Linked DNA regions of Homo sapiens: region 1 is linked to region 2. Evidence: read pairs that join two places in POLR2A ChIA-PET (ENCODE). Cell type or tissue: PC-3. All regions are shown on one strand. Links, peaks and the distances in the headings refer to the core of each region. The heading gives the core; the rest is flanking DNA.

The links. Peaks named below come from ENCODE experiments on the same cell type or tissue, not always from the same donor. Only the 100,000 strongest peaks of a DNase experiment are listed, where the experiment ranks them.
Region 1: POLR2A ChIA-PET joins it to region 2 with 16 read pairs; 3 of 35 experiments call an interaction of 5 or more read pairs at or near these places.

What each region holds. Positions count from the first base shown.
Region 1 is chr2:43,310,254-43,318,593 of GRCh38, reverse strand. All of the region lies in intron 31 of THADA (THADA armadillo repeat containing), which reads left to right. Among named protein-coding and RNA genes, the nearest start is that of LINC01126, 87 kb to the right of the region's middle. In PC-3, for the core only: no CTCF peak of the experiment used is centred there; DNase peaks (open chromatin) are centred at 773, 5,083 and 7,083; H3K27ac peaks cover 982 bases.
Region 2 is chr2:43,600,063-43,608,402 of GRCh38, reverse strand. No RefSeq gene overlaps it. Among named protein-coding and RNA genes, the nearest start is that of THADA, 8.2 kb to the right of the region's middle. In PC-3, for the core only: a CTCF peak has its summit at 3,115; a DNase peak (open chromatin) is centred at 3,122; H3K27ac peaks cover 94 bases.

The sequences.
Region 1 (8,340 bases), core at 200-8,199, 290 kb after region 2:
ATACTGCAGCCACTAGTCATATGTGGATCTTGAGCGCTTGAGATGTGGTTGGTCCAAAATGAGATGTTTTGTTAGTGTAAAATACATACTACATTTCAAAGACTTAGTATGAGTTAAAAATAAAATTCCTCAATAATTTTGTATTAATTATGTATGTGTTGGAATGATGTTTTTGACATACTGGATTAAATTTAAAATGTATTATCAAAATTAATTTTACCCGTTTCTTTTACTTTTTAAAATGTGGCAACTAAGGTCAGATGTGGTGGCTCAAGCCCATAATTCAGCACTTTAGGAGGTTGAGGCAGGAGGATTGCTTGAGGCCAGAAGTTTGAGACCAGCCTGGCAGCATAGTGAGGCCTCATCTCTAAAAAAAAAAAAATTTAATTAGCCACATGTGGTAGCACACATCTGTAGGCCTAGGTACTTGGGAGGCTGAGACAGGAGGATTACTTCAACCCAGGAGTTCGAGGCTGCAGTGAGCTATGATCATGCCATTGCTTTCCAGCCTGGGCGACAGAGCGATACCCTGTCTCAAAAAAAATAAAATAAAATAAAATAAAATATGGCAACTAGAATGGGAAAAATAACAAAGTAAAACTGTCATTGAAATATATGTGTTTAACTTTGTCAAATGGAGAGATAGGAAGAATTGTAAATGACATCATAACCCAAAAGGTACATTACAGTAACATTATTAATGATGAAGAATGTGGCTGTTTACATTTTAAATTACATATATATGACTCATTTTTATCAGACAGCACAAATTTTATTCAGTCCTCAGGGAATTGCCCTCATAAAATCGCTAGATGTGTTTGTATTTATGTATATGTATGAATGTTCATGTTCATATAATACATCCACACAAACAGTAGGAGCATATTTTCTTTCTTTGAGGATGGAATAGATTTTTAGAAATAACCAAATACCAAATAAAATGGCAATTAAGATGGAAAGCACTGTTTGGGATAAAAATAAACTGTGCTTAATGTAGTGAAGTCTATTCTTGTGTGTTTTATAAATTGTTCCCCAAAACAGGTTGAGCAATAGATAAATATATCACCAAATAAGGTGATCACTTACTTGGATGTGTAGATTTCAATATGCTTTCAAAATAATGTGATGATATTATAGTTTTAGCATATAAGCTCCTTGAAAGAATGGACCATGTCTTAGATTCTTTGTCGTCTAAGCACATAGTAGGCCCTCATTAAATGGATTTATTAACTGTTTGATGAAATGCAGTTCTCCTCAGTTTTTAGAATAGTAACAGCTGTTATCAAAATACAGATTTTATTTAAACTCATGTATCAAATAGATGTGAATTCATTTTCTGAATTCAAGCAAGGTGTTTATGTGTGTATGTAAATATATATCTGCCTCCATTATTAGCTCACAAAGTCCAGAGTAGGAAGTATACCACATAGACTGAAGCCAAACCTCTGGGTTTGAATCCTAGATCTGCCATTTACTAACTTTGTGACCTTAGGCAAGTTATTTAGCTGCTTTGAGACACGTTGTTTCCATTGTAAAAGGGGACAGTAAGATCTATATCTTAGAGTGGTTGTCAGCTTATACATGTGAAGCTGTCTGTGAAGAATGTGCTTTGCATGGCACAGAATAAATGCTCAATAATATTAACTATTATTAATATTTTTTTGTTGACATGGAGTTTCACTCTTGTTGCACAAGCTGGAGTACAATGGCACAATCTCGGCTTACCAAAACTTCCGTGTCCCGGGTTCAAGCAACTCTTCTGCCTCAGCCTCCCGAGTAGCTGGGATTACAGGCATGTGCCACCACGCCTGGCTAATTTTGTATTCTTAGTGGAGACGGGGTTTCTCCTTGTTCGTCAGGCTGGTCTCGAACTCCCAACCTCAGGTGATCCACCCGCCTCGGCCTCCCTAAGTGCTGGGATTACAGATGTGAGCCACCGTGCCCAGCCTATTATCATTATTATTCGCTGGAAGCTATGCATCTAATCCAGTCTCCTCCAGCCGTGCAGCATTGTGTTCACCTCCTCGCCTTCACTGTTCTCATATTTTTAAACATCTTCAGGAAAGAAGAAATGCCTGCTTTCCTAGGAAAACACTGCAGTATAACATACCTGGCTTAGAATGTCAGGAGTCCACTTGATTAGGGTTGCCCCTGTCCCTCTGACTGATCCAGAAAAAGATCATTTTTTTTCTTGTTTATTTATTTTTTCATTCATCAGACCTGCTAGCCTCAGAGATATATTGAGCACTTGTATCTGGAGATAGAGATGAATATGCCTTGGTCTTATAAGTAGGTGCAATGAAGGATTTTTCAGATGCTGTATTAAAGGAAGTATGTATGGGACACATTTGAGGCACTAAAGAAAGATCATTTCTACTTGAGAGGACAGGAAAGACTTCCTTGAAGAGGAAGTGGTTGAACAGAGTTTTGACAGTGGGTAGGGATTCACCAGGATGGGCAAGGTGGAGGTAGGTATTACAGACAGAGGTAGAAGCATGGCCAAAGCTGTAAGGGCACAAATCAAGCACAGCCTTCAGAGCACTAGGGACATGGCAACTGGGGTGTTGGGTTCAAGGCCAGGCAGGTGTGACTGGTGAGGCTGAGGAGGCAGAAACTCAGTCATGGAAGGCCTCATTCACAGGCCAAAGTCCAAGGAGCCTCAATTTGACCCTGTAGACAAAGGAGTTCATTGGACGATCTAAGACAGAGAGTAGGACTGTGTGGTTTTTAAGACAATGTGACATTTCTTTCTCTGCCCTCATCCTTACAGGATTTTTAGGACCCTTATGGAACCAAGTTCCTAGTGTCACTCCAAAATAATGTAACTGGCTGGATGCAGTGGCTCACGCCTATAATCCCAGCACTTTGGGAGGACAAAGCAGGAGGATTGCCTGAGGCCAGGAGTTCGAGATAAGCCTGGGCAACATAGCAAGACTCCATCTCTACAGAATTTTTTTTTTAATTAGCTGGACATGGTGTTATGTGCCTGTAGAGTCCCAGATACTCAGGATGCTGAGGCAGGAGGATCCCTTCAACCCAGGAGTTCAAGGCTGCAGTGATCTGTGATCACACCATTGCAGTCCAACCTGGGTGACAGAGCAAGATCCTGTCTCTAAAAAAAAGAAAAAAAAGAAAAAAAAAGAATGTAACTGGAGATGCATTCACTTTGCTTTTGCCCAGCCATTTTGATAATCAATATTAGGGGTTTGGGAGGTAGGGAGTGGGGAATGGAGGAACAGACTAGAATGAAAGCCAGCGCTATGGTAAAAGGAATTATTTTAGAATGGTGGGATTACAGGGGAGATTCCTTCTCTTATTTTCTATTTTACTAATTTTATGAAACATAATTCTGTTTCATTATGTGTATATACATATGTTTAAATTAAATGTATTTAAATATGAATCTTGAAAGGGATTGATTATTCCAAAGGAAATGAAGTAATAACAATTTCAGGGAAACTTTTTTGGATGGAGGAGCATCTGCTCATCCCCTCTCCAGTCCTATTCTGTAAATGGCCTTGGAAGGCTGTTCCTACCTCTGACATGTCTTAGAACCACGTTGAAGGGCTAGGGGCATAAACAAGGAGAAAAACAGTGAAGGAGAAAGGCAGAGAAGATTATTAGAAAAGCTTAAGATAATGATGTGTTTTATGTAATTCAAACTTTTATCATAGTGCTTCCCAATCATTTGAGGTTTCCTCAGCCATTAACTAGGTTTTAAAATTTTCAAATCTGGGGGTTTTGTTTTGAGTTTTAAACCCACAAGGACTCTCTGTCCCCTGTGTTCTTTTTCCTCTTCTGAATCCAGCTGTCATCGTTAGTATATATCAGTTTCCTGCTGGAATGGAAAGAAAATTATAGTGTCCAGTTGTAGTTGAGGGAACAAGAAAGAAAAAGCCGAACTGCCACAAGGACTCAGAGGGCTGGGTCTCAGGCTGGGCAGCGACATGGAGACGAGAGCTTTAATTCTTATATTAAACCCATCTTAAATTATTTGCTCTCAGGTTGGAAATTTTCCATTGAAATTTCTGTTTACAGAAATACTATCTAAGACTTGACTAAATATTTACCCCTTTGACAGATGGACTTTCTGTTTCTCTTATGCCCACACCCCTTAAAATTGTGTCTGTCACAGCTACTGAATTGAACATTTTCTTTTACCAAGTATTTAAACAAATACCTACCTGCACTTTCAGACTTTCATTTTAAGCTCTCTTGTTGGGTTTTATGAGCGGGTTTTTCCTTTCCTAGTCTCCATTTTATAAATTTTATGCAACTTGGTTCTTTTATAATTATGTGTATGTGTAATATATTGAAATATGACTCATGAAGAGGATTGATTAATCCTAAAGAAATGACATAGCAATCATAGATAGGAATATTTTAGGCTGATAAGGATTTGTCCATCCATACCCTTCATATAAATGATCTCAGAAGGCTGTTTTCCTACCCCTGAAATATGGATAGGATGCCCATTATACCCTCATTTTTAGGAAACATTGTTTTCAATCTCATCCTCCTTGTTTGTAGGGGGCTATAATAATAGTGGCCAACATTTATTGAGCATCTATCTCTATGCCAAGCACTGCCAAGCATTTTATGTGCATTAATGAAGAAAGTACTAATGTTCCTTCATGAGACCACAGAAACTGAGGCATAGCGAGAAGTGCCTAACATCCCATGTGTGCTAAGGTGGCAGATCCTGAGCTCTCCAGCTGCCCTCACTGTGGCCTCACGGCACAACCAGGGCCAGAGTCAGGAAACATCAGTCACTCGCTTAGGGAAGGGAGTCCGAGAACCCTCTTCGTGGACTCAACTTCCCAGGCTTCTGTCCCTGCTGCAGAATGCCCAGGCCACAGAGAAGGGACCCCCTTTTCAGGAGCTTCCACGTCACAGGCTTTTATGGGGCCTTTCTTGCTTGTGTTTCTGTTTCCCATCCTGAGGGTGTGTGGAATAATACGAGAGCCTACCCAGGACTGGAGCGTGTTATTAGAAAGAGCACGCTTGACTGCTCCCGGGCAGCCACCTGCCCTTTTTCCCTTGGAAAGTGGACCTATGGCCACTGCACAAAACACTTCCTAATACCAGGCTGCTGGTGACTACATTTTGTGGTTTCTTTGTTAGTTGATATTTATAGTTCAGATCTCATCACTCTGCCAAGTGCAATAAACATTTTGTTTTAACTGGAATATAACTTTTATTATTGTTATTATTTTTCTTTTAAATGTCTTAAAAGTGACCAGCTTGTGCAAGTGGAGTCAGAAACCCTAAATAGTCTAAATGCCAAGTCAGTGCGCTCTGTAGATCAGTGTACGATTAGAAGACAGGCTCTCATTTATTACTGCTTGTATTTATATAATGGAAGTTAGGTAACATAAGCCCCTCTGCAGGCCAGCTTAGATGTTGATGATGCTTAAATGGTAAAATCTGTGAGAAATGTTCAACAATGCCCTGTATTTGTACTGCCTAAAACATGAATAATACATATGTGACATGAATAAATAGGTCAGTGATTTTTATGACATATTAATTTCCTTTACCTAAGTTCCTGGGAAATATAGCTGAACAGTTACAGAGAATGAAAACAAACACTGGCATCTTACAAACACCTGCTTTGATTATTTAGTCTAATTAGGTTAAATTTAACTATTTCCATTTTAACAAATTGAAAACAATTCTTATCTGTTCCTCGGTCATGCACTTTATCAGTGTTGGATGCAGATGTGTTTAATATGACACAGTTGGTGCTGTTTTCTCAGCTCTGGGTGGGAAATAAAAAGGAATTGAGAACATATTTTTAGAGTCTTCTGGGGACTTTGTATTTCTGGGCCTATAGCTATGAAATTTTAAGGAGGAGGAAAAAAAAAAAAAAAAAACAGGCTTTGTTGTCAATAAATTAGTTGGTTTTCCCCAAAACACTGGAACTGTCATCTGAACTGCTGCTTGTGCCAAAATTATCTTTCCCAGGGAACAGTGAGCTTCTAAAATAACAGATGTTTCCTAGCTGTCTTTCAGAAGTCAGAATAATATAGGGTATGTTATTAGATTGCTAGGTTAACGTGGTGTTTACTCTGTTAATTCCAAACCTTGCGCTGAGTACAGAGGCCCACAATTCTTTAGAAATTTAGTTTAGAGATCATAGCAATTTAAGTGACTTACCCAAGGTTACACAGCTGGTTAGTGAAAAGGGTGAGCTTTCCTGACTCCTTATTCACCGTCCATTTCTGTGACCAAAGTTAAAGGCCTCATATAATGTGAGAGTTGTGTCTGTGGCAGAACCGTGTCATGAAACCTTCTACCCACATTTTCATCCCAGGAGTGAAATACCGTTCTAGTCAACAACTAGGGTCTCAGAACATCTGTGATTTCTTTTTTTTTTTTTTTTGCAGCTTTGTCACCCAGGCTGGAGTGCAGTGGCACAGTCATGGCTCGCTGCAGCCTCAACCTCATGGGCCCAAGTGATCCTCCTGCCTCAGCCTCCTGAGTAGCTGGGACCACAGGCGCATGCCACTATGCCAACCTAGTGGTTTTTCTGTTTTTGTTTTTAATTTTTTATTTTGTAGAGAGAGGTCTCCCTTTGTTGCCTAGGCTGGTCTCAAACTTCTGGGCTTAAGCAGCCCTCCTGCCTCGGCCTCCCAAAGTGCTGGGATTACAGGCATGAGCCACCATGACCGGCCACATCTGTGGTTTCAGTGTTCTCTGTTCCTGCCTTTCCCAGCTCCAGCTGCACATCACAGATAATCTGAAAGTAGTTGCCCATGTCAGTTAAATTTTTATGCAAGTAGTTTTTGAAAGTCTATTTAAGATATTTCATGTAAATGGAATCATACCTTTGTGGCCTTTCATGTGTGGATTCTTTCACTTAACATGTTTTGAAGGTTCATCCATGTTGGTCATTTTGTTCTTTTTATGGCTGAATAATATTCCAGTATATAGATATCACATTTTGTTTATCCATTCATCAGTTTGATGGACATTTGGGTTGTTTTCACTTTTGGGTTGTTATGAATAATGCTGCTATGAGCATTCATGGGCAAGTTTTTGCTGGGACCTGTGTTTTCAATTCTCTTGGGTATTTACCTAGAAGTGGAATGTCTGGGCCATATGCCAACTCTAAGTTTAACTTTTTGAAGAATTGCTAAATTGTTTCCAAAGAGTCTGCAACCATCTTACATTTTTACCACCAGTGTATGAAGTTTCCAGTTTCTCAATATCCTTACCAACTCTTACTGTCCATCTGTTTTATTAATAGCCATCCTAGTGCTGGGATCTAATTGTGCTTTTGATTTGCATTTCCCTAATGACTAATGAGTTTGAGCATCTTTTCTAGTGCTAGTTGGTCATTTATATATCTTCAAAGAACGGTCTCTTCAGATCCTTTGCGCATTTTTAAGTGAGTTGTCTCTTTTTTTTTTTTGAGACGGAGTTTCGCTCTTGTTGCCCAAGCTGGAGTGCAATGGCACGATCTCGGTTCACTGCAACCTCCGCCTCCCGGTTTCAAGCGATTCTCCTGCCTCAGCCTCCCAAGTAGCTGGGATTACAGGCATGTGCCACCACACCTGGCTAATTTTGTATTTTTAGTAGAGACAGGAGTTCACCATGTTAACCAGGCTGGTGTCGAACTCGCTACCTCAGGTGATCTGCCTGCCTCAGCCTCCCAAAGTGCTGGGATTACAGGCGTGAGCCACCGCGCCCAGCCGAGTTATTTCTCTTTTTATTCTCAAGTTGTAAGGGTTCTTTTTATGTCCAAGATATTAATCCCTTATAAGACACACAGTTTGCAAATATTTTCTCCCTTTCTGTGGATTTTTACTGTCTTCATAATATCCTTTGATGGACAAAAGTTTTTAGTTTTGAAGTCCATTGTATCTGTTTTTTATTGCTTGTGCATTTGATTTCATGTCTAAAATAATTGCCTAATCCAAAGTCACAAAGATTTGCACCCATGTTTTCCTCTGGAAGTTTTACAGTTTTAGTTCATAAGTTTATGATCCATGTTGAGTTAATTTTTATATCTGATAGGAGGTACAGATTCAGCCTCATTCCTTTGGCATATGTGACTATCCATTTGTCCTAGCACTGTATTTCAAAAAGACTATCCTTTCCCCATTGAATTGTCATGGCACCCTTGTCAAAAAGTCAGTTGACCATAAATTAGGGGTTTGTTTCTCGATTCTTAATTGTATTCCATTGATCTATGTATCTATCCTTATGCCAGGAGCACACTGTCTTGATTATCATTACTTCATAGTAACTTGAAATCAGGATGTGTGAGTCCTCTTTCTTCATTTTTCAACATTGCTTTGCCTATTCTGGGTTCCTTGCATTTTCACATGAATT
Region 2 (8,340 bases), core at 102-8,101:
TGTTTTTTTAAGATGGAGTCTCACTCTGTCACCCAGGCTGGAGTGCAGTGGTGTGATCTTGGCTCACTGCAACCTCCGCCTCCTGGGTTCAAGCGATTCTCCTGCCTCAGCCTCCCGAGTAGCTGGGATTAGAAGCATGTGCCACCACGCCCGGCAAATTTTTTTGTATTTTTTAGTACAGACGGGGTCTCACCATATTGGTCAGGCTGGTCTTGAACTCCTAACCTCATGATGCGCCCACCTCAGCCTCCCAAAGGGCTGGGATTACAGATGTGAGCCACCGCACCCAGCCAGAAAAAAAAAAAAAAAAGAGTTTTATATACTCAAAGTAATTACAAGAAAATTAAAAGAAGTGTGAAAGGTCACACTAATTTGAACATGCAAATTTGGGGGTAGCAAATACTTTTATGCTTCTGCAAGTTAGGGCTTTCTAAGCAAATTTTACTGGGGACCTGGACAGTAATTTATGGATCAGATAGTGAGAGAAACCTGAAACACGCACAAGAGAGATTTACTAGACATAGACATGAGACCTTCATAACACACACATCTCCACTGGAGATTTATCTTCTGGAGAGAGATTTACCTCCTGGTAAACCTGGAGGTATGCGTTTACTTTTCAAGAGGCACGAGTGATATGGTTTGGATGTTTTGTCCCTTCCAAATCTCATGTTAAAACATAATCCCAAAGTTGGAGGTGGGGCCTGGTGGAGGTATTTGGATTATGGGGGCAGATTCATCATGAATGGCTTATTGCCCTCTGCATGGTAATGCATGAGTTCTTGCTCAGTTAGTTTATGCAAAAGCCTGACACCTCCCACCTCGCTCTCTCTTGCTCCCTGTCTTGCTATGTGACACGCTGGCTTCCCCTTCACCTCCTGCCATGATTGTGTTTCCCAAGGCCTCGCCAGAAGCAGATGCCAGGGCCATGCTGCTTATACAGCCTGCAGAACCGTGAGCCCAGATAAACCTCTCTTCTTTATAAATTGCCCAGCCCTGGGTACTCCTTTATAGCAATGAAAAGGGACTAACACCGGGGGATGAGACCTGGATTGTGGAGACATCCCAGGGTGGTAAAGTGGTGACACTGGACTTACCTTTCCCCAGAAGTTTATTCATATTCCAAAGGGTTAAAGTAAAAACCCAGGAATCTTCCCATCGTGTTTCCAGAGAAACTCTTGGAAGAAGGAAGAAGTACAGCTGCCTCTCCCTTCTACATCAACACCTAGATTAAATTGGGGGAGTGGGGGTTCCTCACTTATAATACATATTACTTACATGTAGAGTTTGTTCAGCCACCTCTCGTTGTATCATTAAGGGATAAGAATTTGGGTACAGGGGATCCATGGGATTGTTTTTGGCTGTAAGTAAATAACAGTAATCCGCTCTGCTCCAGAAACCTTACGTGTGGATACAGGATAATATTAGTTAATATGGATATTAAAAACTTAACTCAATGCCGAGTGTGGTGGCTCACATCTATAATCCTTGCACTTTGGGAGGCCGAGGCCGGCAGATCGCCTGAGCTCAGGAGTTCAAGACCAGCCTGGGCAAAATGGTGAAACCCCATCTCTACACATTAAAAAAAAAAAATCTGGGTATGGTGGCACCTGCCTGTAGTACTAGCTACTCAGGAGGCTGAGGTGAGAGGATCACTTGAGCCCAGTGAGGTCGAGGTTGCAGTGAGTCGTGATCACAACCACTGCTCTCCAGCCTGAGTGACAGAGTGAGACCCTGTCTCAACAACAACAACAAACCCCAACACAATATTTACCTTTTTCAAAAGATTGGAACTATGTTTTATACAGTGTCTTCTCCCTTTGCAGAACCCTGGTAGAGTGGAATCCTACTGTCAAAAATGGACATCAAACTTTTCCATCTCTTCCTGTCCCAGGGATTCCTTCTTCAGATGTCCCCCAAAAACCATAGTAGTGAGCTACTAGTCCCGTCTCCTATGGATAGGGCTAAGAATTGGGATTGCCATATGGACAGATGTTTTTGAATGGGGGAATAATGAGGGGATACAAGAATGCTTTGTGCAACAAGAATGAGAAAAAAACTTTCTTTTCAAAAGCATTTTAATCAAAGATGGTGCTATGCATTTTAAATTTTTATATACTTAGAGGAAAAACTTTAGACAAATTAACTTTAACAGAGTTTGAGTAATGAACGGTTCTCAAATTGGGCAGCCCCCAGAATCGTAATAGGTTCAGGGTGACCCCTGGGCTTTGGCATGGTTGGATAACATTTATGGACAGAAAAAGGAAAGTGACCTGTAGAAGTGATGCACAGAAACAACTGGATTGGTTACAGCTGGGCATTTGCTTTATTTGAACCTGGTTTGAACAGCTGGCTGCTTGTGACTGGCTGAGCCTCTGCTACTTAAGAGATCAGGTTACAGTCTGTTTAACATCAAGTTAGGTTACAACCAACTAAGTATGGAGAAAACAGTAGGCCAAACTTAAAATATGTACGGAGGCTAAACTCAATTTAAGAATACGGCTTTCTATCTGTGCCCAACGCAACCATGGGCTTTCTTTAAGATGACAGTATTATAATCCAAATGGTAAAAAATGGCAGCTTTGTGGTAATTTGGGCATGTTCCAATTAGCAACTCTACAACCTATAAAAACAGGCCTTAAAGGTTTATTAAGCCCATGTTAGAACACTAAAGAAAATTTAAGAAAAAAACTCACTCACAATCTTACTCGCCTGACAAACTGCTTCTCCAAACCCATTCTCTTCCAAACCCTGTTCATAGTACCCATTATTTTACAAAGTTGAAAACACAATGTGTATATAATTTTCTGTTCTAATATTTTTAGATCATATTATTTTACAACTATTTTTACTTATTATTACATTTTCTTTTAAAGTTTAAATATTTGTTTATTTGATATAAAAAGTACAAACAACAATGTGGATAAATTTAAAAACAGTATTGAGCAATGTTATGAACAAAGTAATTTTCCATTGGATAGTTGTATTTCATAATAAATTTAGTATATTATTTCAACTGAGCTGGCAAGTTATACTATAGTTTGTGAATACTCATCTCAGCTCTCCTCCTTATTTTAAACGGTGGAAATACTTCTGTAGTTTGCTGCCACACAGTGGTAAAGTAAGCACCATTGCACGCTGCCACTGCAGAGGACTTGCTGGCCTGGTTATCCTAACTCAACAATTTGCAGAGCTACTCATGCTGGCCACTGTGCTGGGCACTAGGAATCTAAAGATGGTGTCCAACATGGAAAAGTTTATAAATCAGTAGGAAGACTGACAAGCATAAGAATAATTACTATCAACTAACAAACTGATAATGCTGTCACTGAGACAGAAATCTAAGTATGATGGAGAATAGGAATTTCTTGTCAGGTTTCACTGAGGAGGTAAAATGTGAGATGAAGCCTAGCAGAGAGCACAGTCGATGAAAGGACAATGCTTTCAGGGAATATTGAGGTCACTCAAGTGGGAACTTGGTGTGTGTGGAAGGAAGAGGGTGGTGTCACACAGACAACAGTCACTACATATTCTTACGTGGGAAGGAATTGTGGTTTTGTTTTTTGTTTTTTGGGGTTTTCTTTTTTTTTTTTTTGAGATGGAATCTAGTTCTGTCGCCCAGGTTGGAGTGCAGTGGCACGATCTCAGCTCACTGCAACCTCTGCCTCCTAGGTTCAAGTGATTCCCCTGCTTCAGCCTCCCAAGTAGCTGGGGTTACAGGCTCCTGCCACCACGCCAGGCTAATTTTTGTATTTTTAGTAGAGATTGGGTTTCACCATGTTGGCCAGGCTGGTCTCTAACTCCTGACCTCAAGTAATCTGCCCGCCTCAGCCTCCCAAAGTGTTGGGATTACAAGTGTGAGCCATAGCGCCCAGCCCCTCAGGAAGGGATTGCTTAGGAAGAGAAAGTTTGAAGAATATCTAAAAGGTTTCTTAAAATCAACCTAGTTTTATGTTTATGTTCTATGCTGACTTACATGAAAATGTATGTCATTAAAGGTAAATAACTTTGTAAGAAGACATGAAAATTATTGTTTCCTTAAGATACTCTATGGAAATTATATTCAAATAAATCATAAATAAGTCTTTCCTTAGTTATGATCCCTTAGTGCATTTTAGGCAGCAAGGGAAATCTGCAAAGGTGTTATCATTACTATATGAAATGGTTTGGATCTGTGTCACCACCAAATCTTATGTTGAAATGTAATCCCCTGTGTTGGAGGTGGGGCCTGGTAGGAGGTGTTTGGATCATGGGGGCATATCCCTCATGAATGGCTTCGCCTATCCCTTCGGTGATAAGTGAGTCAGTTCTCGTAAGATCTGGTTTTGTAAAAGTGGCACCTACCTCCCACTCCACTCTCTCTTGCTCCTGCTTTTACCATGTGATGTGGCCGTTCCCTCTGTCTTCCGTCATGATTGTAAGCTTCCTGAGGTCTCCCTAGAAGCAGATGCTGGTGCAATGCTTTCTGGATGGCCTACAGAACTATGAGCCCATTAAACATTTTTTTTTTCCTAAATTGCCCAGCCTTTTTTTTTTTTTTTTTTTTTTCTAAATTGCCCATCCTCAGGTATTTCTTTTTTTCTTTCTTGGTTTTTTTTTTTTTGTTTTTTTGTTTTTTTAAGATGGAGTCTTGCTCTTGTCACCCAGTCTGGAGTCCAATGGCCCAATGTCGGCTCACTGCAACCTCTGCCTCCTGGTTCAAGTGATTCTCCTGCCTCAGCCTCCTGAGTAGCTGGGACTACAGGTGCGTGCCACCATGCCCAGCTAATTTTTGTATTTTTAGTAGAGACAGGGTTTCACCATGTTGTCCAGGCTGGTCTTGAACTCCTGACCTCAGGTGATCCACCTGCCTCAGCCTCCCAAAGTGCTGGGACTACTGGCATGAGCCACTGCACCCAGTCTCTGGTATTTCTTTATAGCAATGCAAGGATGGCCTAATACACTATGGTTGGCAGCCTCTAAATCGGCCCTCCAATGATACCGGCTTCCTGGTATGCACACCTTTGTGTAGAGCCTCCCTCACTGAATAGAGCTGACCTTTGTAACCAATAGGATACTGTCAAAATGATGCTGTGTTGCTTTGTGGCTCAGCCATTAAAGTCACTGAATCTTCCACCTTGTACTCTCTTGCTTATTTTTGGGAAGGCCAGCTGCCATGTTGTAAGATGGCCCAAGCAGCTGGGAAGAGGTCCATGTAGAGAGGAGCTGGAGGCTTGTGTCAGCAACCAGCACCAAGAAGTCAGTCAATCATCTTGGGAGCTGATTCTCCAGCCTCAGCCAAGCTGTCAGGTGACTGTAGCCCCAGCCAACATCTTCACTGAAACCTCATGAGAGACTCCTAGCCAGACACATTCAGCCAAATTGAATTTCTAACCCACAGAAACTAAGAGATAATACATGTTTATTGTTTTAAGACAGATAAATAGATATATAAGTAATAGTACAGTACTTTGCTTTCTTTCACTGACTTGGGGCCAAACATATTAAATAACACAATATTTATATTCATAGGTCTAGTATACAGTTTTGGGCTTCATTTTAGATATAAAACTATTCAGGCCGGGCGCGGTGGCTCACGCCTGTAATCCCAGCATTTTGGGAGGCTGAGGTGGGTGGATCACCTGAGGTCGGGAGTTCGAGACCAGCCTGAACAACATGGAGAAACCCCCCTCTCTACTAAAAATACAAAATTAGCCGGGCATGGTGGCGCATGCCAGTAATCCCAGCTACTTGGGAGGCTGAGGCAGGAGAATCGCTTGAACCCGGGAGGTGGAGGTTGCGGTGAGCCGAGATCGTGCCACTGCACTCCAGCCTGGGCAACAAGAGCGAAACTCCATCTAAAACAAACAAATAAACAAACAAAAACCTCAAACTATTTAATATGGGGGATTGCTGAATTATACATGGCACCATGCATTGTTCGCAGAGTACCATACGTGATAATTTTGGGAGATGTAAAAATGACTATGAAACTGGGAGACACTATCATGTTTTTCTGTACAGAAAAGATTACTTGCAAGAGAACCTTACTTTTGACTGGTCAGTCACACTGCTTCTGAAGTTTTGGCTGTTATTGACCTTCATGAACAGGTAGTAATTATGTAGGCAATTAAAGCCTTTCTTTTGTGGCCTTAAAAGGTCAAATTTTACTTATTCAAATGTCCATTCAAATGTAAAAGAATCTTAATAATTACATATAAAATCATGTCATTAAATAATAATAATTTTTTTGTAGAGACGGTCTCTCTCTGTTGCCCAGACTGGAGTGCAGTGGCTGTTCACAGTTGTGATCATAGCATGCTGCAGCCTCGAACTCCTGGGCTCAAACAATCCTCTTGCCTCAGCCTCCCAAGTAGCTGGGATTACAGTCAGAAGTCACTGCGCCCAACTCTAAATAATTATTTTTAAAATTCCCTTTTCTAATTGAGTGGAAAATATTATTTTTACAGGTACATATTTGCAATGCTAAACTACATTAAAGAAAATGTCGACACAAGGATTACTTTTTATGATTTTTATCTAGTCCACTGTTACTATGTCAAGTATTTTCTTTTTCAAGATGGAATCTCCCTTTGTCACCCAGGCTGGAGTGCAGTGGTGTGATCTGGCTCACTGCAACCTCCACCTGCCGGGGTTCAAGCGATTCTCCTGCCTCAGCATCCTGAATAGTTGGGATGACAGGCGCCCGCCACCATGCCCGGCTAATTTTTGTATTTTTAGTAGAGATGGGGTTTCACCATATTGGCCAGACTGGCCTCAATCTCCTGACCTCAAGTGACCCACCTGCCTTGGCCTCCCAAAATGTTGGGATTACAGGCATGAGCCACCGCACCAGGCCTTGTCAAGTGTTTTCATTTACACTTTTATATACTAAGGATCCTTTAAAAATTTCCTTGGAACACATGTTCACAAATAAAATACATAGTTACTTTATAAAAGTTTGTAGTTCAAATTCATGCTATTGTGTCCTGAAAAACCTCAAGCAGTGTATTTAAAGTGGTCTCAAGTTGGTAGTGCCACCAGATGCCTAGCAAAAAAGAGGATATCTTCTTCAAAGATGTCACTATTTCAACCTTTAAAACAAAACCTTTGTTGCCTGGAAATAATTGGGGTTTGTACGTTTGGAAAGTAACAGATGATTCTCTACGAGAACGTAGGGGTTTTTTGTTGTTGTTGTTGTTGTTGTTGTTTTTGAGAATTTTATTTATTGATTTATTGATTCACTTTATTTTTTATTTTTTTCCCATAAGTTATTGGGGCACAGGTGGTATTTGCTTGCATGAGTAAGTTCTTTAGTGTTAGTTTGTAAGATTTTGGTGCACCCATCACCCAAGCAGTATACACTACACCATATTTGTCGTCTTTTATCCCTCGCTCCCCTCCCACTCTTCCCAAGTCTCCAAAGTCCATTGTATCATTCTTATGCCTTTGTGTCCTCATAGCTTAGCTCCTAATGATCAGTGAGAACATATGATGTTTGATTTTCAATTTCTGAGTTACTTCACTTAGAATAATAGTCTCCAATCTCATCCAGGTCACTGCAAATGCTGTTAATTCATTCCTTTTTATGGCCAAGCAGTATTCCATTGTATACATATACCACAGTTTCTTTACCCACTCGTTGATTGATGGGCATTTGGGTTGGTTCCAAGATTTTGCAACTGTGAATTGTGCTGCTATAAACATGCATGTGCAAGTATATTTTTTGTATAATAACATTTCCTCTGGGTAGATACCCAGTAGGGGGATTGCTGGATCAAATGGTAGTTCTACTTTCAGTTCTTTAAGGAATCTCTACACTGTTTTCCATAGTGGCTGTACTAGTTTACATTCCCACTAGCAGTGTAGAAGTGTTCCCTGATCACCACATTCATGCCAACATCTACTGTTTTTTGATTTTTTTGATTATGGCCATTCTTGCAGGAGTAAGGTGGTATTGCATCGTGATTTTGATTTGCATTTTCCTGATCATTAGTGATGTTGAGCATTTTTCATATGTTTGTTGGCCATTTGTGTATCTTCTTCTTCTTCTTCTTCTTCTTTTTTTAGATGGAGTTTCGCTCTTGTTGCCCAGGCTGGAGTGTAATGGTGAGATCTCGGCTCACCGCAACCTCCACCTCCCGGGTTCAAGTGATTCTCCTGCTTCAGCCTCCCAAGTAGCTGGGATTACAGGCATGCACCACCATGCCTGGCTAATTTTGTATTTTTTAGTAGAGACAGGGTTTCTCCATATTGGTCAGGCTGGTCTCAAACTCCTGACCTCAGGTGATCTGCCCGCCTTGGCCTCCCAAAGTGCTGAGATTACAGGTGTGAGCCACTGTGCCTGGCCCTTCTTTTGAG